Linked DNA regions of Homo sapiens: region 2 is linked to region 1. Evidence: read pairs that join two places in POLR2A ChIA-PET (ENCODE). Cell type or tissue: PC-9. All regions are shown on one strand. Each heading gives the region's core, and the rest is flanking DNA. Links, peaks and the distances in the headings are about the cores only.

The links. ChIA-PET counts read pairs that join two places held together with the same protein. Peaks named below come from ENCODE experiments on the same cell type or tissue, not always from the same donor. Only the 100,000 strongest peaks of a DNase experiment are listed, where the experiment ranks them.
Region 2: POLR2A ChIA-PET joins it to region 1 with 5 read pairs; 1 of 35 experiments calls an interaction of 5 or more read pairs at or near these places.

Annotation. Positions count from the first base shown.
Region 1 is chr3:171,146,899-171,162,903 of GRCh38, forward strand. It overlaps TNIK (TRAF2 and NCK interacting kinase), which reads right to left. Exons shown (of 33, transcript NM_015028.4): 11 at 14,372-14,438; 12 at 10,562-10,766. LOC105374216 (a long non-coding RNA gene) reads left to right here. Exons shown (of 5, transcript XR_007096163.1): 5 at 12,880-14,264. Among named protein-coding and RNA genes, the nearest start is that of MIR569, 48 kb to the left of the region's middle. RefSeq lists a silencer at 10,522-10,816 and an enhancer at 12,242-12,536. In PC-9, for the core only: a CTCF peak has its summit at 10,644; a DNase peak (open chromatin) is centred at 10,003; H3K4me3 peaks cover 1,035 bases; H3K27ac peaks cover 2,500 bases.
Region 2 is chr3:170,313,717-170,329,721 of GRCh38, forward strand. No RefSeq gene overlaps it. Among named protein-coding and RNA genes, the nearest start is that of SKIL, 36 kb to the right of the region's middle. In PC-9, for the core only: no CTCF peak of the experiment used is centred there; DNase peaks (open chromatin) are centred at 7,065 and 8,125; H3K4me3 peaks cover 691 bases; H3K27ac peaks cover 1,292 bases.

The sequences.
Region 1 (16,005 bases), core at 8,623-11,122:
AAAAAAAAAAAAAAAGTGACGAATGAGTGAATGTTGTTTGACCTTGAGTAAGTCACCTTCAGCTAAACTTTCAATGAGGGTATAGATTAAGTAATCTTGCAAATCTGTTCATTCTAAGAGTCTGAGCAAGGTTATGCTACATTGCAAAGCAAAAATCTAACCATTCAGAGTGAAACGAAGCAGAATTCTTATTTGCCCTTGGAGAGCTCCTGTTGCTTTTCATCTTGGGTGACCTCCTGAAAGCGGTGAGAGGAAACCCTACTGTGACTGTGGAAGACCCGAGTTGGCCTCCAGAGGACAGGAAAACGGCTGGTGCAAGATCAAGTCAGGCTCCTTGGGAAGTACCTCAAACCATCCCCTCCACCCAGGGGCTCTCTGTTCAAAGACACTCAGAATGAAAGGACCCAGTGTGGTCTTTTGAATTGACTGCACATCACACATGCCCCCTCACTTTAAATAGGACCATTCTGTATAAGCTTCACGGGAGCTATACTTGTGATGAGAGGTATTCCAGCTTCTGGGCATTCCATTTTCCCATTTAACGTTGCTAAAGTTTTAGTTTTGGAAAGATCATTGCAAACCAATGACTATAGGGTAAGGGCATGATTCCTTGTGACTAAAACTGGAGTTCCAAACCTTTTTTTATGTAAGGACACAAGAGTGATGAGGAAGCAGTCTGGCACCTCTGAATTCACTATATGACAATGAAATAAAAACAAAAATAATAATAACTATATGCATAATGAAGAACACTTACGTAGTGCAGCCTATGATGCCAAGCACTGTACTCATATTAACTCATTTAATTCTCACCAGAACCCTTTGAGGCAGGTAATACTGTCATCACCCCCATTTGACAGTTAAGGAAACTGAGGCACATCCAGGCCAATATCTTGCCCAAGTTCACTCGGTTGGTAAGTGCGAGGCCAGGATTTATATTCCATGCCTGACTCTTGCCATGCTGCCTCATTTGGGTCCACAAGAAGCATCTGTGTGTACAAAGTAAAAGATACTGTCTAATGCTTTTTAAAGTTGCCATTTTCCCCTCTTTCTATCTTTACTTGTTACCTACCTTAACTTGTTACCTACCTTAAAGCTACCATAGCTTTCCCAATGTTCTCAGAAATAGTAATCAGAGAACATTGGGAAAGCTAGACAGGCCAGATATAACTCATTCCTTTCTTTCTACACCTACTTTACACCATGAGAGATAAACTATCCAACCTACCCTTTGAGAGCTTTCCTGAAAAATTAACTGCCTAAGTGAAGCCTTTTCTTTGTGCTCACAGGCCAACTTTTGATTAGCAGACAGCCCCATGGCTAAGCACTGTCAAGCACATGTGTGCAAGCTGGTCTTTGCGGACACTGAAAGAGGCATGACAGTTCTAAACAGACTGAGCTTCACGAAGCGGTGCAGAAGAATTCTCATCCTGCCTCTTCCATGGATGCTAGTCAATGTGATTATTCACAAACTCCTTAGTGTCTCTGAGCCTCAGTTTCTCCTGGGAGAACAGTCACACGGGATTTCCCAGGTGTCATACAGAGGAGCAAGAATGGCCTAATGGACATCCCTAGTACCTACGACTCTGAATGTTAGTGTGAAAGTCAAATGCAGATGAAACCCCCAAATTCCTACTGTCATCATTCTGAAGCCTTAGTATGAGACCCTCAGACTGAGTCCTATGAAGACAAGCCAGTTATAAACCAGTTTATTAATACAGTATTTACAGAGAGGGCCACTCCAGTACTCCCGAGATGATACTAAAGATGCTAACTTATACGTAGAAAGGTTGCAGGAACTGGTAACATTTGTGGGAAAACATTATTAATGTCTTCACACATTTCTAGGGCAGATATGCAGGGAATTTCAGTTTTATTTGGCACAACCTGTATTAATGCAGGGATATCACAAGAACTCGAATCAACGAAAAGATAACTTTTCCAACATTAGGAGTTGTTCAAAAATAGAATGTGCTGCCTCAAGCCCACGGACATACAAGGAAAGATTATATGTTAAACAGGTTAGATAACCCTGTTTGAAGAATATTGCAAAAGGAATTCTTGCTTTGAGAGAAGAATTGGCTGAGATCACTTTTGAGGTTCCTAATATTCCCCAGCCTCTATGATTCTATAAAACCACTTACTAAAGAAAACAAGAATCAAAATAAAAGCAATTCAATTTAAATGTCATGTGAAATAAGATTTCATGTGAAACTATTTTGTTGTCATAGTTCTATGGTTAGGAATAACTAAGAAGACTGTGAACACACAAAACATACAGACTAGATGTAATAAAGGTGGTTCTGTGAAGACCTTAGACAACGGAGGGTAGGTCTGTGTGATGTCCATTGCATGCAGGCACTAAAAAGCCATCCCTACCTTCCATGCAAGGTACTCTAGATACACCAAGGATCAGCAACTGCCTAACTCCAGGTTTTTTTTCAGTATGAAATGCTGTTAAGTATAAAACACTAGCGTACTCTACCTTCCTATGTCTTAAAAGCGTAGGCAGGAGCCTGGGCAAAAGGACTCCAGATTTCAGTAGCATTTTACACTACAAAATAGGGATGTCAGCCCAACTCCCGCACTGTGGCAGGAAATCCCTCCCATCACAGGATCCAGGTGACAAAGCGGACAAAGTCAGAACTCCTTTGGCACAACACGTAAGTTAGAACAAGAAGCCCTTTTGCGATCCACTGGGAGGTGGGGTTCCTTATATCCATGCAGATGACACGGCTCCCTGAAACACAAGTGTGATTTACATGTGCATGCGATTACTGACCATTATCCAAAGCTCATGGGCACGCTTTGTCCTGGACAATGAGCATCTGGTTTGCCAGGATGGTTCCCAGCTGTTTCATAATTTCTGTTCAGTTATTGAAATAACAGAGCAAAAGCCCAGCTAGAAAGTGTTCAATCTTGTGTTGATGCTAATGACATCCAGGAATAAAAAGCTGTGCTGCCTCCAACTAGCCAGCCACTGCTCACAGGACACACTGGGACACCTGTGGTTAATGATTAAGTGAATTAAGGACCACTTCTCAGCAGTGCTGATGTGTTAACACTCCAGGCTCTGAGATGGGGGAATTAATTTTTCTTGCTCACAGTGCTTTCCTCTGGCTTGGGGCCTGGGAGTGTGGTCCAGTGGGTAGAAATGCTGCACTGGTAAAAAACCCACACGATTTTCCTGTCTCCTTCTTGTGCCCACTGTACTTGCCTAGGCTTCATTCAGCTTCAAGGCCTCACCCTGGAAAGAGATGACCCAGGGCAGCAATAACAAAGCAGGTAATGAGAAGCAAGATTCTTCCCTTCACATGTAACACTCTCCTTGAACTTATTCAGGTGTTTACTCAGTGCCAGGTACTGTTCTAAGTGGTTTGTATGTATTACATCCCATTTTATAAATGGTCAAACTGAGACATAGAGAAGTCATGTCTTGCTCAAAATTACAAAGGAAGTAAGTGGCAGATCTGAGATTCAAACCCAGGCAGTGTCTTACTGAACTGCCACGTTCTCACCCTTTTGGTGAAAGGGTCACTCGGAAGGTACTATTTCCCTGATGCAAGAAGCTTGTTATTCACTCAGCACAAGATCTCTGTTCCTTATGAACTTTATTTAGATATTGTTAGGAAATGAAATTTCATGCAGCCACTTGGTGGCAATGATGGGATCATAATTTACAGTGTTGGAAATGACAGCAAGAAATACTGATAAGATAATCCATCAGAAGGCAGTTTCTCCAGGGGAAGGTTCTCTAGGTTTCACTGGGAAAAGGAGACTTCCCAAGGTGGCAGTTGACCCTACTAAACAAGAAATCCGCAAAAGGACAAAGAATGGGCCGCCTCCTTGTCCTGACAAGGCCAGGACTGCAGGCTAACTCACCAGCAGATAAACAGCCCAGTAAGACATAACGAAAATGTGCTCTGGAAAAATGCTTTCAAAAGGGGATGAAAAAGTCAAGGTTTTACACTAAACAGGGAAGGTACATTAAGGAATTAAGGAAGACAGGGAATGGGGAAATGCTAGCTATAGACAGCACCATTAAAATGAAAAACAAAATTAACAGTACTATACTTTGAAATCATCAGTTCCAAAATAACAATAAAATATTCACCCAAGAATACCAATCCAGGTTTTGTGTTAGGCATTGTGCCAAGTCCTCTGTATTTATGGTTTCATTTACTTCTCAGCAATCATGAAAAGTAAATATTATTTTACCAAATGTGCATGTAAGGAAGCTGAGGTTCAGAGAGGTTAAGTAATTTGCCAAAGACCACACAGCTAAGATTAAACCTTGGCCTTGGCCTGTAAAGATAGTGTATTTTACCTCTACACGAACCTAAAGCTGGCCATCTAAGAACTATTAGACATTTATTGCTCTTAATGATATAACTGAATTCCTCCCAGTATTATAACAAATATTCTTCCCGAAGCATAGAAAGAAGCTTACCTATTTACATTTATTTTAATAAATCCAAAAAGGTTTTACTGTAGCACATAAAGGAGTTCAAACTTTGGAAATTTGTTTCCTTGACTTTGGTCAAAGGCACCTACACCAATAACAAGAACAACTCATATTTATTGAGGGCTCACTATGTGTTAGTGATGTCGGCAGGCTTTGTATGAATTAACTCATTTAATTTTCACAACAGCCCTGTGAGGTAAATGCTATTGTTATTTCTTGCTTTACAGATGAGGAAACTGTAAAACAGGAAAGTTAAAGAACTTACTCAGGTCACACACCTAATAAGGAAGAAAGCTGGGATTTGACCCCTGGCAGTCTTAGGCTCTAGAGTCTATGCTGTTAACCAAAATACAATTTCACTCTCTACTGAATTTTACCAAATGCTCTGCTGTCCCAGGACTTTCCAGAGCATCAATATGCTGTCCTGCACTGTGATTCTTAGAGAAACTTGCAGCTTCCCCACCACCTCACCACTCTTTTGTGGGTGGAGGCTGTCTAGGAGCATTTGGAAGAAGCTACTAAGGTTCCAAAGAACAACCTTCCACACCAGCGGCTTCTCTGGGTTTGGGCTTCAGCTTGCACAGCTGAGCTGCTTTGAGACTGGGCTTGGTTACCCTAAGAGAAGAGTGAATGGTGACCGGGCATGGTGGTTCACACCTGTAATCCCAGCACTCTGGGAGACCGAGGCAGGCAGATCACTTGAGGCCAGGAGTTTGAGACCAGCCTGGCTAATATGACAAAACCCTATCTCTACTAAAAACACAAAGACTAGCTGGGCGTGGTGGAGCATGCCTGTAATCCCAGCTACTCGGATGGCTGAGGCATAAGGATTGCTTGAATCTGGGAGGCAGAGGTTGCAGTGAGCTGAGATGATCGTGCCTCCAACCTGGGTGACAGAGTAGACTCCATCTCAAAAAATAAATTAATTAAAAAAAAAGAAAAAAGGAAGAATGCATGGTAACAGAGAATGTGAACAAAAAGCTGATAGCAAATGGATGAGCATGGAATTAGGAAGAATTCCAACACAAGCATAAGGTGGGTCTCATTAGAAATATTTAAGCTGAATTTGACCAGTCCTCAAAAGTAAGGTCTGTCCAGCTTTTGGCAGTCAATAAAGTTCTTTTATATCCATTTTTCTGGTTAATCCTCAGGAAAACTTTGGTGGTGGGAACAAGCTTTGCTACTGATCTCCCTGCAGAGCTCAGGAAGTGGAGGTGTGGAGAGAATAAGAACTGCCAGGGCATGCAGGTAGTAGTAGTACATGGTGACCCTCAGAAGTTGACGTCTTTTCACTCCAAGTGCAGATCTACTGACTCCCTGGGCAGGTTGCTTCCCTTCCCAGAAAAGACAGGAAATGAAAGAATTTCTAGGGAGTACTACACAAAAACTATGTGTTTTGTTTTTTGTTTTTTGTTTTTTTTTTTTTGAGACGGAGTCTTGCTCTGTTGCCCAGGCTGGAGTGCAGTGGCATGATCTTGGCTCACTGCAAACTCCGCCTCCCGGGTTCATGCCATTCTCCTGCCTCAGCTTCCCGAGTAGCTGGGACTACAGGCGCCTGCCACCACACCCGGCTATTTTTTTGTATTTTTAGTAGAGACGGGGTTTCACCGTGTTATCCAGGATGGTCTTGATCTCCTGATCTCGTGATCCACCTGCCTCGGCCTCCCAAAATGCTGGGATTACAGTGGGCGTGAGCCACTGCGCCCGGCCAAAACTATGTTTTAAATATCCTCTTTGTCATTTGAAACCAAAAGATGCTATTGTCTTCCTGACCTCTGAGCAGCATTCTGCAGAGCTGGCCCCTTTAACTCCATCCTTATGCTTGCATACTAAATCTTTGCTTCTATAGCATCAAACTCTCCAGGTGTTCCTTCCACTTCCTTATCAAATTTCTCTGCTGTCTCTTCCTTGTCTATTCTGAGTTCTTAGAGCTCAGGCCTACACTCTCTTCTCATGTGTACTTTTATTACCACAAACCAATAATTCCTATTTTTCTTATTTTTGACCCCTCTTCTATGGCCATCTCTACCATAATCCAACTGCATGGATTGTACTACTACTATTACTGTTGGCTGCTCTTCCTCATCCCTGATGTCTAATCAACTTGCACATCCTGCATGGTCCACAGGCTACATTTGTCTCAAATGTGTCCACTTTTCTCAATCCCCACTCCACCATCATCTGTCCAAAGCATCACACTCTCTGGCCTAGACTAACTTGTCTCCTCCATTTACTCTTGCTTCTTTCCAGCACCAACTGCAGCAGCCCAAGTTTCATTTGAAAAAGGCAGATCTGATTCTGTTCCCTTAGTGAAGACACATCAATGGTTTCCCACTCTTCTTAGAATAAAATTCAAAAGTAATCAACATGGTCTACAAAGCCCTGCATGACTGTGCCATGGCTTCCCTGCCTGGTATCTCTCCGTGCCCCACTCCCTCCTGTAGCGGGACTCTGACCAAGCCAGGTGAGGCTCCCACCCTGTGGCACGCTCTTTTAGCATGCCACTCTCCTCCACCACGGCAGTCATTGCTGTGATGATAAATGATTACTTGGCTGATTATTTGCTTAGTGCCTGTTTCCCTCACAGATCTAATCGTCACAATGGGAGACTGTATTTCTAGTGTCTAACATGGTGCCCACACAACAGAGGTGTTCACTGAATATTTGTCAAATGATGACCTACAGACCCCAGGAAAAGGTTTTAATTCAACCTTATGCTTAAAAACCTCATGCTTAAAAACAACAACAACAATTGAGTCTAACATCCTTGAAAGCCTCAGTCACAATAAAAAGTTAGAGGCTTAGAGAGGGCTGACATTTTTAGGCTGCCAGGTTCTTACTTTGTACATTAATGCTCCATGATTACTGGCCAATAAGATACAGGTGATATCTCTTCAAAAAAAAAAAAAAAAATTCATGGGATGGAGCCAAAGTGTATATTTTTTGGCCAGATAGAACTGGTTATTTTTATAACTGGACAATGTTAGGATGGTCTTGAAGGGCACTACATGAGAATGTTGGTGTCCTGAAAGAGTCTTGAAAGAATAAAACATACTACCAGGGAGCAGGTGCTTCTGGGGTCTATTTGATTCATTCCTGTGACTTACAGGCACGCTCCCCAAAATGAAAGTATAGAATGTGCTCAGCAATTTGAAACACATATATAAATCACTAATATCATTTCAGAACTCTTGAGCAGAATCAAACATCACCACAAACTTGCTCAAGATTACCAGAGTAGAAGCCTTGACCCCTGAAGGCTCCCATTATTCTTGGATCCTAACTCCATGATACAGAATAAAACAAGATGTATTTTGTTTATGCCAAGTAATAGAAATTTTTATTGAGCTGAGTAAAACTAGAAGAGGTCCTCCTTGTACTTTTTCTCACCATTGATGGACTCATTCACTTTAGCTGGGTTTAATCAAGTTCCTGGAACTTTGTTATAGGTTGTACTTCAACAATGGTCAAAAGCTGAGTCTTCTCTCCACCATTTAATTGGCCTGAAGCCACGTCCTTTTCATAAAGCTGATCAGTGACAACATTCAGTGTATATTCAAAGTCCTTCTAAGAATATACAGACACTGATTTAGAGCTTAGCCAAATCCACATGGTTACTCATAAATAGTAAAGGACATGCAGGGCTTCCTTAGAAACCCTCTGGTGGGAGGTGACATTTGAGATCACAAAATACAAAAGCTACAAGCTACATAGTCCTGTGTGACCAAAGGGGTAGCTAAGTGGGAATGTTTTTCCTACAAAAGGAAAAATGACTCGCAGTGAAATACTCAAGCTGAACTATGGGCTTTAACAGTTTCTATATGACAATGTAGTCCAAGTTCCTACTCAGGACACCAGAAACACAAGTGGTCACCAAAGGCCAGGGAAGCAGACATAGAAGGGGACCTGGCAGGAGCAGGACACAGCAGAAGAGTTCCTGGTGGGAGAGAATGTCATGACTAAGGGGTTCAGAATTTACAGCTCTCTGAGTACTTAGTATTCCTTGTTCTTCTCCACTGCGCTATAGAATAAGATGAAGGATCAAAAGAGAAAGCTGGAATAATCTATCAATGCTCTGTGGCCAGAAGCATTCCTGCTTCTGGTATGGAGCCAAGGCTCATGCCCATTGGTACATACAGCAAAAGGCTTGTGCCCTCATGCATGCTGGCTGACGTCTTCTGTGCAAGCCAGGATTGACAGGGTGTGTCTCTGGCTGCACATGCCTCAGTGAGCTGAACTCTGACTTGCTCCATGGTAGAGGTTCAAGCAAATGCCACAAGAGAAGAGACACAAAGGAGGCCTTGGCAATAGCTCTGACTGGGAGCGTGAGACAGAACCCAGGTCAAAGGCGAGCATCTGTTGGCCACAGATTCTGTGCCCTTGCGCAGAACTCCTTAAATGTTCAGGATAAAAGACTATAGACATAGAGGCCAGATGAGGGATGTGGAAAAGCATACCAACTTTGACTTATCAGTGGAGACACAGAACACATGCAGTGACTTGGTGCTTAGGCTCTGCAGGCCAATCCCCTGGATCTGAAACCCGGTTTTCTTCTCAACCTTTAACAAGTTATTAACCTCTCTAAGACTCAGCTGCATTATCTTTAGACTGGAGATTATTGTGAGGATTAAATGAGACAATTCGTGTAAAGTACTAAACACAGTACCCTGCAACATGGGACCAATTACTTCCCTCCCTGAACCTCAGTTTCTTCTTTGTTAAATGGGGATTATGAGTTTTGCATGAGAGATAATCAATACAGGAAAAGAGATAATGATAGTAGATGAGATAGTGGCTATAAGCAAAGCATCCTGCCTGGTACTTGACATTACTAAAATCACTCAATAATTGTAACCATTGGGTATTATTGTTGCTGGTCTGATACTGATATTTGAAGGACATAATGAGGTTGATGGGATTTGCTGCAAACTGGAACTGAGGCCCTTACTGATTTAAACCAGGGAGGCTGGACCTTGATGTACCATTTAAAAAGCAATCTGCTGCTGGTGACTGCAATTCACCACCCTCTAAATCTTCAGTGGCCACCTGGCAAAGCAAGTGAATTGCTGCAAGCCCGTTAATGAGAAGCAAGCTGGTGTTCGGGAAACCTGTAAAATTACTATCCCATTACCGTGCAGTTAGTGCGCCTTTCATCTGCTGCCCAACTTCCCCAATAGATATGCTCTCTCGGTTTCCTAATTGTCTAGAGGCTTTGATTTATCTGGCAGAGGAAGGAGGCCTGAGATATCTGGGCAAAGTTCTGGGAAGGAGGCTTTAACAAATGTCTGTAAGACCACAAGGTGAGAGTCTGGCCCAGGACAAGGCATGCAGCCAACTGTGGCTAGCAGTATGGCTTCCCACACAGATAAGCAGTATCTGCTGCTAAAGGCAGGTCTTGCCCACAGGCTGGAGGACAGGCCCTGGGTACTAAGGGATGTCTGGGAAAGGATCTGTGAAACATTCTTCCTAGCATTCAGAGCATCAATAGGCAGGTCCTACTCTTCCATACTTGAAATTCCACTTATCTGCTTATTCACTGTGATCTAGTTAATACCTATATTTCACCTCTCAACTACTGACCCATTCATTCATATATTACTCATTCCACAGATATTTATGAGGCACCTACGACATGCTAGAGATACATCAGGGAATAAAAGAGATAAAATCTCCTTGTCCTGATGGAGCTTAAATTCCAGTAGGGACATTCAGGCATGTAAAAGTATATGTAGACTATATTTGAAGGTGCTAAGGGCTGTGTAAAAGTAATAAGGCAGGGCAGGGAAATAGGACATGCTGGAGGGAGGGACTGTGACTTTAAGTAAAGCTGAGAAGGTGCTGAGAAGGTGATATATGGGCAAGACAGGAAGGGGTGACGGCCTTCACCTGCTTTTCTGAAATGACCACACCACCACAAAAAGCAAGGGAAGCCTTTTGTTTGTAAGAGCATTCAGGACTTATCTGCCCTTGCAGTCAACCCCTTTGTGCCTCTAAGCTCTGTGTGCTCACAGGTGGGATGTGGGCCCCCAGGGAATGCTTGGAGAGTGACCACAACTGAGAGGCTTGGGGTCAGAGGTGGCCCGAGCAGGTCCTCACCTCCTCCAGCCGCCGCCTCTGCTCTTTCTGCTCCTCGATGCGCTTCTGACGCTCGGCCAGCAGCTGCCGCTTGTGCTCCTCATTCTCCCGCTGCTGCTGCTCCAGCTGCTGCCTCCGTAGGGCCTCAGAACGCTCCTTGTTGGCCAGCTGCAGCCTCAGAAAGTCCCTCCGCAGCGTCGACTCCCCTGGCAGATTCAGGATGGAGCTGTGGGTAGGAGAGAGTGATCAGGATCCCACGTGGGGCAGGGGCCATGGCTACCAAGAGGCCTTGGAGGAGGAAAGCGGGACAAATGATTCACCCACACACAGGGAAAGAAGAGCACAGGCTCCTAGATCCTCCGCTAATTCAATCATTCACCCCAAAGAAACAGCATCAGGATAAGAGACCTGCCTCCCTTTCAGTACGACTGTGGCCAACAAATGCTGCCTCCATCCATAGAGGGATGTCACATTCTCAGAGTTGTCACCTTCTCCAGGACTGTCCACACCACTCCCTCATCCTTGGGACGTGGCAAAGATTTGTTTTTAAAGACTTTAGCCAGTGTGCAAGCCATGAGCCCCAGACTGGATTATTTTCAATAAAAATGGACAATGGTGGGCAACAAGGGTACTCAGACAAGCACAGATCGGCCTCACCCACACCACCCCCTCACACCAAACCCCATGAGGCAGAGGCCAGGCTGCTCCTGTGAAGCCACGATGAACTAGCGATGGAAAACCCTTGAGTCAAGGTCAACACAGAGCCAGGATCTGAGCCCAAGCCTGCTGAGTCCAAGTCAGGGTTTGCCTGACTGTACCACACTTAAAGGGCTTGGTTTGGCTCTGGCCACAGCAGGTGCAGCTAGGACTTCAACCCAGCTCATTGGTTCCTAGATTCTGTTTAGGTAACAGTTTTGTCTTCTGTAAAATGGTGGTTGTACATGAATGTGTGTGCATACGACAGAGATCGAGAGGACATAAATAAGTTCTACCTACTTCGCTGGTGGTCCTGGGCTGCCCTGCTCGCAGGTGAACAACTAAATGTTACAGACTCCTTGATTCTGCACAGCAGCCTAAGAGGGAGCTAAGAAATGACTTCTGTTTATTCAAACGTAGCCCTTTTAATCTTTCTGGAAGCTTCCATTTGAAATAAATCTATTAAACACATATTTACGGAGCACCTGCTATGTGGCAGTCACTGTAGTAAGCTCTAAGGATACGGCAGTTGCTAGATAAATTCTCCCTTTAAAGTTATCTTCTTATGGGACACACATACAGACAAATAATTTCAGGTATTAATAGGCTCTATAGAAGACTAAAATTGTAATTGTTTCAGTGACAGTGGCTGGGAGCTGAGGTAAGCTTTGAGGCCTTACTTTAGATGGGTGGTCAGAAAGACCTCTCTGGGAAGGAAGCAGTTGATGAAGAAGGAAGAACGTTCCAGGCAGAGGGAAAAGCAGGTTTAGAGGCCTGAGAGGAAAACAGGGGTGCACCCTATTTTTGAGCAACTGAACACCAGCCCGGCTTCCCAGAGCAGAGTGAATGAGAGGGAGAAGGGTATGAGAGGAGGTCAGAGAGATAGGTGCGGGGCCGCGACAGCCATGCAGGCACGGGAAGGTTTTATGCAGAAGAGCAACATGAGCAGATGGGTTTGGCTGCTAAATGGATGACCTAGCGAGGGGTACAGGGGCAAGCACAGCAAGCCGGACTGCTGCTGCAGAGTGGTTCTGGGGTGGGGACACCACCCAGGGCGAGAGCAGAGCGGGTGGAGGAGGGAAGGAGCGTTTGGGGATAGAGGTCACGAAGCCTGTGGACAGATCTGACATGTGGAGTGAGGGATGACTTGCAGGTTCTGTCTTGGTGGCTGGGTGACGGTGGTAACGAGAACAGGAATGAGGAATGCTGAGGGAGGAGCAAGTTTCGTGGCAGTTAACAAGAGGACCAAGGATCGGTTTTGGAGAGTAGTTAGTGTGCTGTGTGAGATACTGCCATGAAAAGACATAAAAAGGCTTTGTTCGTGATGTTCCATAGACAATGCTTGGCGTCTACTCACAAGCCTTCTCTAAAACTTAGAGCCTTTGTGTCAAACTCTAAAACCCCAAACGATGGTGCTTATCTACACAGGCCACTTGCCCTGTGCAGAGGGGAGGGACTTGGGAACCCAGCCTCCCATGCACACGAGGATGCTCCATTAATATTAATTGATATTGAATCAATGTCAGAAGATCTGAGCTGTGTTAGTGACTCAACCATTAACTCTGTGTGTGACCTGGGTGCAACCCTTAGGCTGTCGCCTCATTTCTAAAATGAGATAACCATTGTCCTTTTCTATTTTTCAGGATTTCATGAAGATTAATTAGATACGTCCATAAAAACAGGACTTGGACTTAAAGTATAATAACAACAACAACAGGACTTGGAACATAATCTTCAGCATGATATAATGACATGTTATAATTACGGAAGTGTTAAGGTACGGCTGGGCTGGCTCGTTGAGTGACTCCTAATATGCAGTTTAGCAAGTGTTAGAAAGACAGGGTTTCTCAGTTCTACAGAAAGTGGTCAGAAGGCTGACACAGTAACCTTTTGGGTAAGCTTTTGAACACTGGTGTACAACTTCTCTGAAAGCAGGGCGTTTGGTCCTCTGCCTTTCAGGAATGTTCATTTTCTATGTCACTACTTGGCAGTCATCTTCTTTATGCAGCTAAACCGGGGACGGCCAACATGCTATGTATCAGATGGTAGGAAAGAAGTATTCGGTCTTTGACCTTGAGGAATCCTGTGGCAGGTGAAGAGAGAAAAACTGGATGGCTCTGAAAGCTCAGTTCCATCTTCTTATAGAAGCTTAGCAAGAATCCAGCTCAGTAGGTCTGAGTTAGCATAAAAAAAGAACACATGGTATCTGGCTCATTCTAGCAGTGGTGGCTAAGCTGGCCCCTTTTCTGGTCAGAAAGCTCTCCCTCAGTGGTACAGGAACTGATCCTTCTGGAGCATTAGGGTCCACTCCTTGGATGGCTTGAGGAGGGAGGCCACACCTCAATGAGTCTTCTGCTTGTGCAATTCCCCCCAAGTCTTACTTCACATGTATACTGCATGGCACCATGGGATGTGGGCCTGCCCTCCTTGACTCAACAAGCTGAATTCGCTCACCAAAGAGATATCCTGGCAGTGCAAGCACACTAACCTTAATTACTTATAAACACAGACTAGAAGAAAGTCAGAATCAAAGTCAAGTGGAATTCAAAATGTAGGCATGACAATAAAACAGCCCTGGATTCTGAGGTCCAACAGGTGACAACAGGAATGGCCCAAAAGTATTTGTTTGGAGTTCATCTCTACATATAATTTGATTTTCTGAAAATCACTTTCTCCTGGATTAGGCTGCAATGAAAATACCAAGGCATGTGACAAGGACAGTGGCTACCCGAATGGGCTTCTCAAAGGTGTGAAGTAACGAACTGAATAACGCAAGTCCGAAAATACCACTTAGGTCTCTAGAAAGTTGCAGTTTTAAGTATTTTTAGTCCTGCATTGCCCAGATAATTAGCCTTCTACCCATTCTACGTGTTACATATGTAAGAAAACAAGCTCTTACGATAGAGACCATAAATCTTGGGGGACAAGATAAAGAATATGCTGATTTCCACATTTTCGTAATGGTCTGCCTAGGGAAATTTTCCCAAATTAATGAGTATGTTCATGGGCAATAAATTAAATAAGACCACCCTGGTGGATTCTTAAAAACGAACCTATAAATCAAAAGGAAAGTGAATTTCACACAAGCACAATTCAGAATGTGAACATTAGAAGACTTGGCTTTTGCTCTCATACCTGGGCTCTCCTGAGTCATTCTCCTCCTCTTCTTCCTCACTTCCACTGTACTCATACTCTGTCTCATCTGAAGAAAGATCCCAGCATGTTAGTGCACAAAAAGATGCTATGGCTCAGTAAAGCCCAACCCCGTCTCTTATATATAAATAAATAGACACCCAAAGAGTTGTAGTTAACACAGCGCTGGAACGGTCTCCAGGCTTGTGATTTAATGGTTCCCATAAGTATATGAAATTAACCACATTCAAGGCTGTCTCGGCTGACTCTAGATATCTGTCCCCAGTGCCTAGTGTTCACATGAGAAGGAATTAAAAAATAATTTTTTAATTTTTTTATTAATTTAATTTCAATTAAAAATAACTTGTTTGGCCGGGCACGGTGGCTCACGCCTGTAATCCCAGCACTTTGGGAGGCTGAGGCGGGCGGATCACAAGGTCAGGAGATCGAGACCATCCTGGCTAACATGGCAAAACCCCGTCTCTACTAAAAATACAAAAAAAATTAGCCGGGCGTGGTGGCGGGTGCCTGTAGTCCCAGCTACTTGGGAGGCTGAGGCAGGAGAATGGCGCAAACCCAGGAGGGGGAGCTTGTAGTGAGCCAAGATCGTGCCACTGCACTCTAGCATGGGCGACAGAGCGAGGCCCTGTCTCAAAATAATAATATAATAATAATAATAATTTGTTTGTGTTATTCCCACTATAAAGCCACCCATATCAAACCCATTGGCCCTTTGTAACTTATTGATGGTATTAACCATTTTTAAAGTAGGATTTTATTATGACTTACATGGACTTGCAAACTGTCTTTAGACTATTTTGCTAAGTGCAACAAAGAAACTTTTGACAATAGGTGCTATTAAAAATATATAGTGGCCGGGTGCGGTGGTTCACGCCTGTAATCCCAGCACTTTGGGAGGCCAAGGTGGGCGGATCATGAGGTCAGAAGATCGAGACCATCTAGGCTAACACAGTGAAACCCCATCTCTACTAAAAATACAAAAAAAAATTAGCTGGGCGTGGTTACAGGCACCGGTAGTCCCAGCTACTTGGGAGGCTGAGGCAGGAGAATGGCATGAACCTGGAAGGTGGAGCTTGCAGTGAGCCAAGATCGCACCACTGCACTCAAGCCTGGGTGATAGAGTGAGACTCCGTCTCAAATATATATTTAAAATTTAAAAAATGTATATCTATATTTAAAATGTGTTTTGATTGATCCACTAGGGACAGTCCTTTAATTCAGCAAAATGGGAAGCAGTTTACATGTGTGAATGAATAAGATTGAGGCTTGCTTTGGAAGAGATCAAATCTAATATGTGAGATGAGTAAATATCAGAGCCTTCATGATTGTGAAGAAAGGGAAGGAATATTTAGTGGGTATCTCCCACACCAGTCACTACTGCTAGATATTTTACTCTGTTCTCTCATTTATTTTTCATAATAACCCTCCAAATTAGTGTCTATTTTTCAAGCAAGAATACTGAAATTACAAGAGGTTAAGTAATATAACCAATGTTATCTCATTAATAAAAGGTCAATCTAGGATTTGGATTTAGAATTCAATCCAGAACTTTTCCAACTTAAAAAATAGTGCTCTTTCCAACATATTATATGCTAAATAGCAGTACATATAAAGAG
Region 2 (16,005 bases), core at 6,627-9,126, 840 kb before region 1:
CATCACTGCATTCCAGCCTGGGCGATAGAGTGAGACTCTATCTCAAAAATTGAAAAAAATAATAAAAATAAAAATAAAATAAAATATCAGTCTCACTGGGAGAAAGTACACACACACAACTAGTGCACTGTTTGTCAGTGTCTTGCTTACTTCTTGATGGCCATCTCTGGGTATCTGTTTAAGGCCTTACTTCCTTCTCTGAAACTGCATTGACTCAACCCTGCCAGGCTTTTTCCATAATGTTGTGCTCTATCTTTCAATGGTTTGAGCCTCCAATGTCATGTACCTATGAAATACACTTTCTCAGGCAGCCCAAGATCCCTTTCTTTGAAATTCTCAGAACTGTGTGGTAGCCCATCATAAATGACTCCTACTGCCATCATGGGATGTGAGCCTGTCCAACAAAATAGTACTGTTGCTGGCCTCCTCAGTTGACTATGACTCCCTTGGATAAAAAAAGTACAGGAGGCTGCTGATTTCTAGGGAAGGAGGGAGGGTGCCTCTAATCCACTAGATGACTGCTGGGGTTAGATCTCTTGAGTATCTTGGAAAGTTATCTATGGTGACCATCCAAGATGTGCCACCAGTAACCCAGCCTCCCTCCCATCCTGCTCTGTTCTTGCCCTTACCAAACTCAACCTTCCCTTTGTCCTCCCCTCCTTTCTCCTGTGCACACTGGAACCCTCTTAAGGAGTAAATGAGCATCTATGTTCTCAGCTTTTTCATCGCACTTTTCCCCTACTGACTATCCTGACGACATTGCTTTTCTTGCCACCCTCTCTCAAGAGGAGGCTGCGTATTCTCTTGCTGTTTCCCTGAGTTCCGCGTTCTGGCTCCTTCATGCTGCTTGTGTGCTATTACTCCTCCATCATGTGTAAAAAAACCTACGTCTTTGGGGTTTACACTACGTGGCTGTGTCTCTTTGCCATATGCCACATTGCTGCTTATCAAATTTCATCTGAGGAAGGTTTGGCACCTGGGTCACTGATTGCTCTACCCCAAGGCCTGCCATCCTTGATAACTTCAGTGTCTAAATAGGCCAAGGATCTGACTGCAATCAAACACCAAATCCCATCCCTTCCTTCTTCTTAGTGTGTCCTACCACGCTTGTTTCCACCTAAGGATCTTAACTCATGTTGTCCCCATACCTGAATACGCTCCTTCCCTCTTTCCCTTTATAGCCTTCAGGTTTGTGTCACTTCCCCAGAAACGTGCACTCAAGGCCATCTTATCTAGTGGTTCCCTCTGCTATTCTCTATCAATGACCCTTCATAGCGCTTCTTCCTCCTAGCATCTCTCACAGTGTGTGTGTGTGTGTGTGTGTGTGTGTGTGTGTGTGTGTGTGTGTATATATTTGCTGGTTTATTTCATTGTCATCTGTCATTTCCAGCAATCTGTATGTCCCTCAAGGACAGGGGCCATGTCAATTTCATTTACTTTTGGAGTCTCAGCATAAGAACAATGCTTGGCACACAGACCCTCCAGAAATATTTATAAAATAAATAAATAAATGAGTGGATAGACTTAGCTCTGTACTTTGAAAGGAGAGAGCTCCCACTGGCTCATGTTTCCACCATCAGTAGAGGTTGGCAAGGAAACTTTCACTGCTCCTGCTGGGTGAAGGCTAAGGAACCAGTAATGTTTTAAGGCAGAAGTGCAGAAGCAACAAAATATTTTTGGCTTTAGTTTTTAAAGTATTATGCTTTTTTTTTGAGATGGAGTCTTGCTCTGTCGCCCAGGCTAGACTGCAGTGGCGCAGTCTCAGCTCACTGCAACCTCCATTCCCAGGTTCAAGCGATTCTCCTACCTCAGCCTCCCAAGTAGCTGGGATTACAGGTGCGCACCACCACGCCCGGCTAATTTTTGTGTTTTTTTAGTAGAGATGGGGTTTCGCTACGTTGGCCAGGCTGGTCTTGAACTGTTGACCTCAAGTGATCTGCCCGCCTCAGCCTCCTAAAGTGCCTCCCAAACAATTAATAAGTGTTTAAGAAAATATTTAGTAAGCTTGTTCTGTATTCCTACACAAAAAGTATAACAGCAACATATTCCACAAGAGTAAAGCAAAATAAGTAAAATTATTCCAAGTAAACAAATTAGGAGGCTTTTTATGAACTGGGCAACTGTTGGAACTAAGCTGGTATGGGGTTGTTAACTGATTGTAATGTGCCCAGAATTAGAATATTGATCCAGATTTTTACATTACCCATCTCTTTTGGGTTTTTTTTTTTTTTTTTGAGCAACAATTAGAGATCATTGGTTGGTTTACAGGAATAAGCAGGGTTAGCCTAAATTGCAGAAACAAACTGAAAAATAACTAATGAGACTAGAATTTAATAACAAGTATACCATAGTTTTTGAAACATAATATTTTTCTTTCCAGTTTTCCATTTTTATTAAAGACAAATTATAGTAAGACTGATTTGCTTTATTATACTTGACTTGATTATTTGTATAAAGTGCAGCAAGAGTATATTTTATATAGGCTTTTAAGAAATGGGCTTTAATGGAAATTTGTTCCATAGAAGGAATATTTTATTTTATTTTGTTTTATTTTATTTTGAGATGGAGTCTTGCTCTGTCATCCAGGCTGGAGTGCAGTGGCACCATCTTGGCTCACTGCAACCTCTGCCTCCTGGGCTCAAGTGATTCTCCTGTCTCAGCCTACCAAGTAGCTGGGATTATAGGTGTCCACCACTGCACCCAGCTAATTTTTGTATTTTTAGTAGAGATGGGGTTTCACCATGTTGGTCAGGCTGGTCTCGAACTCCTGACCTCAGACAATCCGCCTGCCTTGGCCTCCCAAAGTGCTGAAATTACAGGCATGCACCATCGCCCTGGCCTAAATGTTTACATTTTTAAGACATTTTATTTTACCAATAACCTTTAAAACTGTCTTTATTTTTAAAAGATTACTGAAGTCATGTGAACAAAAAGGCGTTAAAGTGTCTATTTTTCTGACAAAATATTTTATTTAAGCGCTTAGTTTTTAAGCCAATTAATTAGAGCTCTTTTACATATAAACATACAACACATATAAATACACAGACAGAAGATTTAGCACTTGTAAGATTTTTCTATTTGCCAGTTTTTTAACTGGATTACTGGCTTCAGGGCGGAGCCCTTGGAGGAACAGGGCCAGGAAAGCTTGCGTTTCTAAGGCCAAATAAGCAGCAAATAAGCAGCTGAAAGCAAAGACAGATCCCCACAGTTAAGGGTGCCATTTTATACTGGTTCCTGGAGTCCCAAAAGGAAGGAAATACTACGGGAGCAGGCGGTGCAGTGCTTCTATTCTGCATTTCATTGCAAGGCAACACAAAGCCAATCAGCCCATTTTATAATCAGCCCATTCCTCATGGGAGTTTTATTTCCCAGTGGGGTTGGGGTGTTTCCCTATCTTCTAGGTGGCCAAGAGCATGCTTTTTTTACTCAAGTATGCAAAGAGTCAAGTATCCCTTGATAGCTATTATTAGCCATCCCTTAAAGTGTATTTCCTACCTAGTTATTGTATTATAAAACACCAAAGCTTTTTCATAATGGGAAGTAATTTCTGATACCCCCAAAACTCAAAACCATTAGATAACACAATGCAAAACAGAACAGAGCCTTTGATTTTTTAGAGGGATCTGTCTGCTTTTAATTCCTGGGGTTTCATGAAGAAAACAGAGGTTTTTTTTTTTCCCCAAAATGGAGTCTGTGGCGCCTCCTCCGTTTTTCCCAAGGAGTCCCAGGCTACCAGAAGTTACCTTAGGGCCCCTCATGTATGCATTGAGAGTGGCAAAACAAACAAACAAACAAAAAATGGAGAAAAATAATTCAGTCGACTGAGAAGAAAAAAAAAAACTTTTCCAGAAAAGCAAGTTCCAAGAAGAGAAAAACATAAAGGCCTTTTAAATATATCTAGAGCTTGTTTATCCACTTTTAATTAAGCTGACTTTCAACCATAGTGCTCTTTAAAAAAAAAAAAGACATTTTTTCAGATCTCTTGTTACCCGACTGTAGCCATGCCAAGCGGCCAAAATTTCCAGCTTTTGAACGTTACCAAAGGTAACCTTCTAGGCGCTTAGAGAAAGGAAAATTTAGGACAGTCCACGGAGAAGAGAATAGACAAGGTCACTCAGATATTACACCAGAAATGACTTATTTCCTAGGTGGGGAAACGAACCTGGACCACTAACTGTGAAAGTGCAAGATCCTAGTTACTGAGCTACAGTGGGCAGCATTCTGTGTGTGTGTTTTCTCAGAAGGAGCCTAGAGTAGTTAATTTTGAGCTTGCAGAGGCTTCTAACTATCTAATATGATTTTTAGAGCTAACTATGACATGAACCCTAAAATTCCTGTTCCCTGGAAGGCAGAGACCAAGAGAAAGTACCACCACATGGTTAAAAGGTCACGCTCCCAAGAACATAAAACAAAGTGGAGACTTCATCCAGTTTTTTTTGTTTGTTTCAGGGACCTACAGCCAAGTTTCTTACTGACCAGCTTGCTGGGTCGTTTTGAAAAGCAGGCTTACAGGTGTTCTAAGCCCATGTTTTACTCTAAAGTACCCCTCAACACAGAAAAACAAATTTACAGCACGAAATACACCAGTTTAAGATTAGCCTTAGAATTTTTTCACATTAATTAAAACTTTACAGAGGAGATCAACACTGATTTATTTGTTTATTTATTTATTTTTCCATTTATTGAACCATTTTCACAGAGAGAGAAGCCAGAAATCTGACTGGTAGGAAATTCTTACCCTTTTGCCAGCATGCCAGGCTTCTGGGTTCCCTTTCCCTAAGCGGCATTACTGATCAGGCTTGTGGCACCATCGTCCTGGGGGCCAAGCCGCATCATAAAGGAAAATTATTTGTTTTTGTTCTGGCCAGAGCAAAATACATGTGATAAAACATAGACATGGCAGGGCGCGGTGGCTCACGACTGTAATCCCAGCACTTTGGGAGGCCGAGGTGGGCGGATCACGAGGTCAAGAGATCGAGACCATCCTGACCAACATGGTGAAATGCCATCTCTACTAAAAATATAAAAAATTAGCTGAGCGTGGTGGCACACACCTGTAGTCCCAGCTATTCGGGAGGCAGAGGCAGGAGAATCGCTTGAACCCGGGAGGCTGAGGTTGCAGTGAGCCGAGATCACGCCACTGTACTTCAGCCTGGGCAACACAGGAGACTCCGTCTTAGACAAACAAACAAACAAAAAACATAGACATTAGCCACACTGCTTAGCACCCAATATCAAACTGGCGAAGCTTAAATTTGCCCCCAGATGGGCCCCGTCATCTTTGATCCAACCTCTGACTTGGAGTTTCAACACGTGGTCTCTGGGCAAGATGGTCGCCTTGAGTAATAGAAAAGATAGAAAGGGAAAGGAAAAGTAGAGAAGGAAAGTATTGCCTGCAGCAGGGTGGGGAAGTCCAAATGATCAGGGAGGCCAGAGAAAGACCCCCTCATTGCAGCGACGCTTTAAAGTTCAGGTGGCTGCGGCTGCTGTCGTTAAGGGGTTTTTCCCAGCAGTCCCGCCAGCTCTCAAGTTTCCCCTTTCAGGAAGGAAAAAGCTCCCATGTCCCACGATCCTGTACAGGCCTAACCCTGTCACCCACAGCCATCAGCAAACAGTGCAAGGCAGATTAATCCAAAGAGAATTGCAGTTAACATCCCATAGTGCTGAACCTGTTCTTAGCCGAGAAGGACTTTACCTAGAGGGGTCTCTAACCCTTTAAATCTTAGAAGGGACTCTAACTCTCCTAAGTTGGGCCTCTAACCCAATCCCATTTTTTTTTTTTTTCTTTGAGACGGAGTCTTGCTCTGTTGCCCAGGCTGGAGTACAGTGGTGTGATCTTGGCTCACTGCAACCTCCACCTCCCGGGTTCAAGCGATTCTCCTGCCTCGGCCTCCCGAGTAGCTGGGACTACAGGCGCCCGCCACCACACCTGGCTTTTTTGTATTTTTAGTAGAGACGGGGTTTCACCACGTTGGCCAGGATGGTCTCAATCTCTTGACCTCGCGTTCCACCCAATCCCATTCTTTACCTGGGTATATGCACCCTACTTACCCAAAGTCAGCCGACTGGTGAGCGCGGATGATTTTCCTTTGGGTCGGGAGTCTCTACAGTATGGTCCCTTTTGTGGTTCGCGAGAAAGATGTTACAGGACCCCAACACTTACCCAAAGGTAGCCGTTGGGTCGCGATTTCTGCACTATAGTCCCTTCTGTAGTCGCCAGAAATATCTTACAGGACAGAAAAATATGTTACAAGAATGGGGTCCCAATCCAGACCCCGAGAGAGTTCTTGGATCTCGCACAAGAATTCAGGGTGAGTCCCTAGTGCGAAGTGAAAGCAAGTTTATTAAGAAAGTAAAGGAATAAAAGAATGGCTACTCTAAGGCTGGGCGCTGTGGCTCACGCCTGTAATCCCAGCACTTTGGGAGGCCGAGGCAGGTGGATCACCCGAGGTCAGGAGTTCGAGACCAGCCTGGCCAACATGATAAAACCCTGGCTCTGCTAAAAATACAAAAATTAGCTGGGCACGGTCGCACACACCTGTAATCCCAGCTACTTGGGAAGCTGAGGCAGGAGAATTGCTTGAGCCCGGTAGACGGAGGTTGCGGTGAGCTGAGATTGCGCCACTGCCCTCCAGCCTGGGCGACAGAGCAAGACTCTGTCTCAAAAAAACAAAAAAGGCTACTCTATAGACCGAGCAGCCCCACAGCCCCGAGGGCTGCTGCTTGTTTATTTTTACAATTATTTTTTGATGATATGTTAAACAAGGGGTGGATTATTCATGTCTCCACTTTTTAGAACATATAGGGTAACTTCCTGACGTTGCCATGGCATTTGTAAACTGTTCTGGCGCTGATGGGAGTGTAACAATGAGGACAACCAGAGGTCACTGTCATCACCATTTTGGTTTTGGTGGGTTTTGGCCGGCTCCTTTACTGCAACCTGTTTTTATCAGCAAGGTCTCTATGACCTGTATTGTGTGCTGACCTCCTATCTCATCCTGTGACTTAGAATGCCTTAACCGTCTGGGAATGCAGCCCAGTAGGTTTCAGCCTTATTTTACCCAGCTCCTATTTAAGATAGAGTTGTTCTGGTTCACCTGCCTCTGACACTATCACCAGGTAGACAGTGTTTGTTAGAAGTGAGTTAAATTGTAGGACACTCAGTTGTTATCCACTGGAGAATTGCTTGGTTGTCGACAGGGGGACATCCCCACACATTCTGGTGACCGGAGGGGAAGTATTCTGTGTTGAGTGTTTTAACTGTGTGAGAGCAGGAAAACACTGTTTTTTTTGTTTTGTTTTGTTTTGTTTTCCCCATCCTTTTCAAAGACTACATTAAACGCTAAGGAGAAAGGTAGTTCAATGAGAAAGGCAGTTTAAAGACTCCAAATAAAAGATAAAGCTAGATATTTCCTATACCATTCCAAAGCTTGCTTTGTCATTGTGCTTATACGGCCTTTCCATGTTTTTAAGTGTTATAACTACATTTTGAAATGAAGATCTGTTTTGATAAAAATATGAAAGCTATAAAGAGAAATATGTATGCAGCCTAAAAGTCGGACTGACCAAAAAATTCTTTAGAGACTTATGTCTTGCCGGGTGTGGTGGCTCACACCTGTAATCCTAGCACTTTGGGAGGCCAAGTCAGGTGGATTGCCTGAGCTCAGGAGTTCAAGACCAGCCTGGGCAACATGGAGAAACCCCGTCTGTACTTAAAAAAAAAAAAAAAAGCCACGCGTGGTGGTGTGTGTCTGTAGTCCCAGCTATTTGGGAAGCTGAGGCATGAGAATTGCTCAAACCCGGGAGGCGGAAGTTGCAGTGAGCCGAGATTGTGCCACCGCACTCCAACCTCGGTGACAGAGCAAGACTCTGTCTCAAAAAAAAAAAAAGAAAAAGAAAAAAGACGTATGTCTTTTGGCTAAGTGGACCTGCAGAAGGAATTATAAGTTATGGAATGATAGAATTTTAAAAGGATATGCTAGGTAGGAAACAAATTCTTCGTTACAGGACTCGACTTATTTGAAATAAGAGGAGAAAAAACAAATGGATGGTTTAAAAGGAAATGTTTGACTGAAGCCTGCTTTCTGTACCCATAGCTACCTGCCCACAAGAATGTGGCTCCCTGGTGACAGCTGCACTAATTATAGAAAAACAAGTTGAGTGGAAGAAGATGAATTATGTAAATTTACATTGACTGAGGATCCTGCTGGAGCATTTAGGAATGTTGATTATTAAGAATAAAGTGAGGATTTTCTTACATTGAAAATCAATGAAAAGAGGAAGGGATAATTTGCTACAGTCTTAGAATAAACTCTGGATCAGCCAAAATATCATTTATTAATGTTACTGTAAATTTGTTGCAGGTGACAGCCATTTTGTGGATTTGAGAGAAACTATCAAGTGGGTTTTAGGCTGCAAATTTACCTTATTTTTTGTTTATATACGAAATGAAAGGTACCAAAAAAGTCACATTTTTTGTAACCCTTGCTGTTATGTAAAATAGAAGTCTCCAACTATCTCTGCTTGGCTTTATGCAGATTTCTTATTTTTAAATATCAACCTAGATTAAAAGCTGATGATTAGAAAATAAAGAATGGAAAGCCAACCTTCCACAAGAAAACATTTTTTTGTGTGTTTCCAAAAATGGTCCATATGAAATCAAACACCTTAATAAACATGCCTAACATGAATCTTTACACCCGTAGAAATGTGACAAACTCAGTTTTAGTGAATATGTTGCAAAAACAAATAAAACTGGTATTTAACATTTTTCTTAGTGAAATATTACTGAACACTTAATTAACGTGCTGTAATTTTAAATGAATCCATTTTCCTACGCAGACACAGTAGAAAAGCAGCTAAATTGTTTCAGTCACCCACTCACTGAACAGACGAAACAAAACATAAACCCAACCATGTATTATTTGTTACATATCAGGAAGGTTAAGGTTCTGCCACAGAAACCGCACAATTCCAGTTCGTAGGGAATGTTCTTTTCTCACTCTGCATCAGATCATCACACTTCCAGTAAGTAGAGAAAGCACTGTTACATCGGGGTCAGAAAACTGTGCTAATGCAAAATGTCCTGTGTTTACTGCCATTTTTAATTCCCAAATACGTATATTTTAGTGACCTACAGTCTAAAACAGAACAGCCAAGCCTTTTTCCAAATGCAGATCTCTCTCACAATTTGCGTTACACAGAAAACCCCTGGGCAGACAAAGGACAGCTTGAGGATACCCCAATGTTCACATTTAGCACTGACACAGCACTTTCATCTGTAACGTGCCTTACAAACATTAACTAATTAAAAGAAACAACACCCTGCAAGGTATTTAGCAGGATGTAAAAATGAAAATCTACAAGCAAGACAGCCAGAATGCATAAATCATGAAGTGTTAAATCAACATGACCTGAAAACCAGCAGGACTCCCTCCCTCTTTTCTTGCCATGACTGTCTTTTGGGAAGGGCCAGAACTTGATTTTATGCCACGCGAAGACGGGGAGGGGGTGATGTCTGGGTGGAGGTGGGTGGGAGGACTGTAATAAAATTCTAAGTATCACATTTGCAAAGGGGAAGTGTTCTACTAACTCAGAGAAGGGGCTTCAAGAATATAACCCTTTTAGAAGTGCCCCAGAGAATACAAAATCAATACAGTGTTTAATTAATCTACTACAGATTGACTTCACATAAAGCAGCCCCAACCAGGAGAGTTCCATGCTGGGAAATCAGACAGATCACGGTTGGAGAGTATGAGTGGCCTGTATAATATGCATTTTTTGTCCTTTCGGGAGATGGAGGAGGGCACCGTGACTGCCCTGTGGTCTGACTGCACAGACTTTGCTCGCTTGCTCTATGAAAGCGTCCTCAGTAGGTAACAGCATTACAAAACAGTAAGTGAAATGAGCTCAGTAGCTTTTAGAAGAGGCAATGAGTGTTGTTCAGAAGAATTTGTGGTTCGGGGCTCTGGAGGAAGAGAAGGATTCTTTGGCCTGATGGAAAGATGACTGAAAAAAAGGAAAAAAAAAAAAAAAGACTGGGATTCTAACTAGTTCTATGACTCCATTTCTTCATGTTTGATATAGTTTAATAAGCTCTACCTCAAAGTAGGTGCTAGAAAATTAAATGAAATGGACGTAAAAGTGCTTAACTGAAAAGTAGATGTTTAATGAGTTGTAATTCACTTCTTACCGCCTTGGGTGTACTGCGGAGATGAGGCAGGTTCAGTTATGTCTCAACCCCAAGAAGTCTGTCATCAGAAGCAGTTCTAGAGGCAGCACTTGTCTCATATATCCGCTAATATCCAGGACCTAATACCTGGGAGCTGTGTTGTCCACCATGGTGGCCATGAGCCACATGTACTACTATTGAGCACTTGCAATGTAGCCAGTCCAAATTGAGATGTGGTGCCACTGTAAACTACATGCTATATTTTGAAGACTTAGTTGAAAAAATGAAAAATATTTCATTTATAATTTTGATGTTGGTTACTTGTTGAAATGAGAATATTTTGGACATACTGGATTAAATATAATATTAAAATTAATTTCACTTTTTTAAAAAATTGTGGCTATGGAAGACTTAAAGTTACACATGAAGCTCACATTTGTGGCTCACATTATGTTTCTATTGGACAGCATTACCCTAGAACATAAGTCTCAAATATATTGGATCACATACTTCATCAGTTTAAAAAAAGTTTTAGAATGCATTCCCAAATATGCCAAATTTTTGTTTATAAAAATACTATATATACATTTGAGAAAGCATGCAAAAATAGAAAGCAAAAAGAATGAAGCTGGGGATGGTGGCGCATACCTGTAATCCCAGCTACTCAGGAGGGTGAAGAGGGAGGATAGCTTGAGCCCAGGAGCTGGAGGCTGCAGTGAGGAATGAATGGGCCACTGCACTCCAGACTGGGCAACAGAGTGAGAACCCAGCTAAAAAAAAAAGAGAATAGAAGTCCTAATATCTTCTTCCCACACCCCGTTGATCATCCTGTGTACCCCTGAGATGTGCACATGCCTCTTTGGAGCTGCTACTTTAGAACTGGCTCTTGATGAGGCAAAAGACCCACCTGTCACACTCCTTTGCCGAGGAGGGAAACTGGGTAATTGGAGAGAATCAAAATTAAAATAAAAATTGCAACAATACATAGATTACACAAGTACAACCAAAGTAAAATAGTACAAATTTAAAAAAAAAAAAAAGGCTGCCTGTAGGCTCCATCTGGCTACAGCTACAGAATTTTGTTTTGGGGATGGGCAAGTGGATGAGGGGCCAAGTAAGAAGTAATGGTTTCTAGCAGGGAAGCTTTTTTAAAGTAGAACATGACATAAAATTGGTTAGACGTCTCTTGTTTGAATGAAAGATTGTGGGAGAGGACTAGGGCAGGCCCCAGTTGCTCCTTGCCACCTTCTCTCACCACGCCCCCTACAGTAAAGAGGGGCGAGCTCTGGGTTTCCAAAGGTTCTTTAAGTGAAGCTATTTTCCTGATTTTCTCAGATGTGGAGGAGAGGTATGGGGGTGGAGAGAAGAAAGTGCTGGGAAAGCAGTAACTGCAACCTGAAAAGGCAGCTGTGTCTATGTTTTCAGGTTCTATGAGCAGAGAAATGCAAGTCCCACTCCATGTAGGGCCCCAAGAGGCAACAAGAACCTTCTGATGAGAGGTTTTAGGGGATGCTAAGATTTGAGGGCAGCAGTGAAAGACTCCTCCCCGCAAGTCTGGCCCAAGAACTGAAGAGATTACAGGCTTGGGCAAGGTGTGGGAACCTATGTGCACTGGGGACCAGAGGGTCTGCCCTGTATATTCAAGAATGCATGAGAACATCTGGGACTCTTGCATGGCCTTAGGGAGAGAGAGAACCCCCAAATCATGACCGATTAATTTCCTGGCAGCAGAATTATTTGAATTAGAGACACATAAAAGTGTGATTTTTAAAATTTAAAATATCTTCTTTTTCTTTTTTGAGACAGAGTCTCACTCTTGTTGCTCAGGCTGGAGTGCAGTGGTGTAGTCTCAGCTCACTGCAACCTCCGCTTCCCTGGTTCAAGCCATTCTCCTGCCTCATCCTGCTGAGCAGCTGGGATTACAGGGGACCACCACCATTCCCGCCCAGCTAATTTTTATTATTTTTTAGTATTTAGTATTTTTAGTAGAGATGGGGTTTCGGCATGTTGGCCAGGCTGGTCTTGAACTCCTGACCTCAGGTGATCCACCCACCTGGGCCTCCCAAAGTTCTGAGATTACAGGCATGAGCCACCGTGCCCAGCCCTGCTATTTCTGAAGTTTCTGTGTTTTACAATTTAAGGACACTTATGGGAGACAAAAATTCAACACTTTTTACATGTATACACACACACACACACACATATACTTTACCTCTCCTCTCTGCCCTCAGCATAGTTATACACCATTTTTGGTTAATGATAAGGTATTTACATTGCTATGATTATGTCAATGCTTTCCATAGCAGAACCAGGTAATGTATTATGATTTTTCCTTTTTCCTTCTTGAGTAACTTTTCGGTTTTTCTTTTTTTTCTTTTCTTTTTTTTTTTTTGGGATGAAGTCTTGCTCTGTAGCCCAGGCTGGAGTGCAGTGGCGTGATCTCAGCTCAGCGCAACCTCCGGCTCCCGGGTTCAAGTGATTCTCCTGCCTCAGCCTTCAGGGTAGCTGGGATTACAGGCGTGCACCACCGCACCCAGCACATTTTTTATATTTTTAATAGAGACGGGGTTTCTCCATGTTAGCCAGGCTGGTCTTGAATTCCCGACCTCAGGCAATTCGCCCACCTCGACTTCCTAACGTGCTAGAATTACAGACATGAGCCACCATGCCTGGCCAACTTTTTGGGTTTTCCTACAGTTAATAAGTACCTTAAAACAAAAATTTTGCTTGGTTTTCTATTTACCTATTTACCAATTCACCATCAAAACGTCTCACTAAATGATAAATCTCTCTCAACATGTTCAAACATTAGGAAATGTGTCATTTTCTGTCACTTCTCATCCTCCTGCGTTAATCTGGACCAGTACATGGTTGTGATTCTGCGGCTTCCCTTCACCATCAGTCTCTGTTTGTCCTCTTTGCTTGCATTTTTCATCCTTGTGGGTTTATGCTTATTTTAGACATTTACTTCCTTTTTTATGAGGGTTCAGAAATGTACAGATATTATTTTTTTGGGGAGGGCTTATCAGGTACTGGAAACATGACATACCCTAGCCTGAGATGATTCCAACTATCTGTATACAGTCAGACTTCACAGTGGAAAGAAATGTCCTTGTAAACTCTAGTAATGCTAATTCTGGTCTACAGATACCAGATTTAAGAAACTCATGACCACTCCTTTTTTAAGTTCTGGAAAGTAGCTCTTAGCTATATGGGAAAGTGAACACTTATGTGGTTGTGGGTCATTCATCTCTAACAACCAAAGGACTCTGTGGCAAAAGTGAGAAATCTGAGTCAAAAACAAACTTTAATGGATTAAGACACATAAAATATGCTCATAAGGACACAGAAAACCAAAACCCAAAAACTCACTTGTCATATTGAGAGGTGACAACGTGCTAGCAGCCCTGGCTCGCTCTTGGTGTCTCCTCGGCCTTGGTGTCTGCTCTGGCCACGCCTGAGGAGCCCTTCAGCCTGCCTCTGCACTGTGGGAGCCCCTCTCTGGGCTGGCCGAGGCCAGAGCTGGCTCCCTCTGCTTGCTGGGAGGTGTGGAGAGAGAGGCGCCCACGGGAACTGGGGCTGCACGTGGCGCTCGCGGGCCAGTGAATTCTGGCTGGGCACAGGCTCAGTGGGCCCTGCACTCAGAGCGGTCCCGGGCAGTGAGTGGCTTAGAACCCAGGCCAGCAGCTGTGGAGGGTGCGCTGGATCCTCCAGCACTGCTGGCCCGCCGGCACCACACTTGAGTTCTTGCCGGGTCTCAGCTGCCTCCCCGTGGGACAGGGCTCGGGACCTACAGCCTGCCATGCCCGAGCCCCCCCACCTCCCGCTCCTGCTCCTGTGCAGCCTGAGTGTCCATGGCGGGCACTGCCCCCTGCTCCATGGCGCTAGATCCCATCAACTGCCCAAGGGCTGAGGGGTGCGGGCGCCCAGCGTGGGACTGGTGAGCAGCTCCGCCAACAGCCCTGGCCCGTAGGATCCACTAGGTGAAGCCAGCTGGGCTCCTCAGTCTAGTGGGGACTTGGAGAACTTTTATGTCTAGCTGTAGGATTGCATATGCACCAGTCAGCACTCTGTGTCTAGCTTGGGTTTCATGGATGCACCAATCAGCACTCTGTATCTAGCTAATCTGATGAGGACTTGGAGAACTTTTATGTCTAGCTGGAGGATTTTAAATGCACCAATCAGCACTTTGTGTTTAGCTCAAGGTTTGTAAATACACCAATCAGCACTCTGTGTCTAGCTCAACGTTTGTAAACGCACAAATCAGCACCCTGTGTCTAGCTCAAGGTTTGTAAACGCACCAATCAGTGCTCTGTGTCTAAATCTAGTGGGGACTTGGAGAACTTTTATGTCTAGCTAGAGGATTGTAAATGCACCAATCAGCACTCTGTGTCTAGCTCAGGGATTGTAAATGCACCAATCAGCACCCTGTCAAAATGGACCAAACAGCTCTCTGTAAAACGGACCAATCATCTCTCTGTAAAATGGACCAATCAGCAGGATGTGGGTGGGGTCAGATAAGGGAATAAAAGCAGGCTGCCCAAGCTAGCAGCAGCAACCAGCTGGCGTCCCCCTTCTGCAATGTCGAAGCTTTGTTCTTTTGCTCCTTGCAGTAACTCTTGCTGCTGCTCACTGTTTGGGTCTGCGCTACCTTTATGAGCTGTAACACTCATCTTGAAGGTCTGCAGGTTCACTCCTGAAGCCAACGAGACTATGAACCCACCGGGAGGGAGGAACAACTCCGGATGGAAGGAAAGAACAACTCCAGACACACTGCCTTTGAGAGCTGCAATGCTCACCATAAAGGTCTGCAGCTTCACTCCTGAAGCCACCGAGACCACGAATCCACCAGAAGGAAGAAACTGTGGACACGTCCAAACATCAGAAGTAACAAACTCCGGACACACCATCTTTAAGAGCTGTAACACTCACCGCAAGGGTCTGCAGCTTCATTCTTGAAGTCAGGGAGACCAAGAACCCACCAATTCTGGACACAATGTTTGGAGGATGTTCACTATCCTGAAAACAGGTAAGCAAAAACAAATAAAACCTCCTTCCTTTCCTGAAAAAAGCTGTGTTTCAAGGTAACCAATAGATGATAAGCAAAAGTTCTTCCTTTTAAAAAATTTCTAGCTAGGAAATGAAGATGAAATAAATGATACTGCAATCCCTAATGAAATAATGGATCCAAGCAATGATCATTAATGGCTGCTAAAACCACTTGCTGAAAACTGATTGGGGAACATTATAATAGATGGATCAGGCTGACAACATCTGAACACACTGATCAATCTTAATATTACAAGAGGGATAAGTAGCTATTATGTGTATCATGTCATGTAAGAGTATACAAAACTGACAATAAAATCTTTTTGCTGGAAAAAAAACCACATGTAATCTGATTAAGTCCCTAGATTTTACTACCATTCTCCATAAATTTTTTCTTAGCAGCTAAAGGGAAAAGAGAGGGAGCCTAAACGTGATAAATTGACATTATAGGGACTCAAAAGGATAATCAAAGTTCAGAATACAACAAATTCTATAAGACAAATGATACAGTTTTTTTTTTGTTTGAGACGGAGTTTTGGTCTGTTGCCCAGGCTGGAGCACAGTGGCACTATTTCGGCTCACTGTAACCTCCATATCCTAGGTTCAAGCGATTCTCCTGCCTCAGCCTCCTGAGTAGCTGGAGCTACAGGTGTGCACCACCACAACCGGCCAATTTTTGTATTTTTAGTAGAGAGCGGGTTTCACAATGTTAGCCAGGCTGGTCTTGAATTCCTGGCCTTAAGTGATCTGCCCACCTCAGCCTCCCAAAGTACTGGGATTACAGG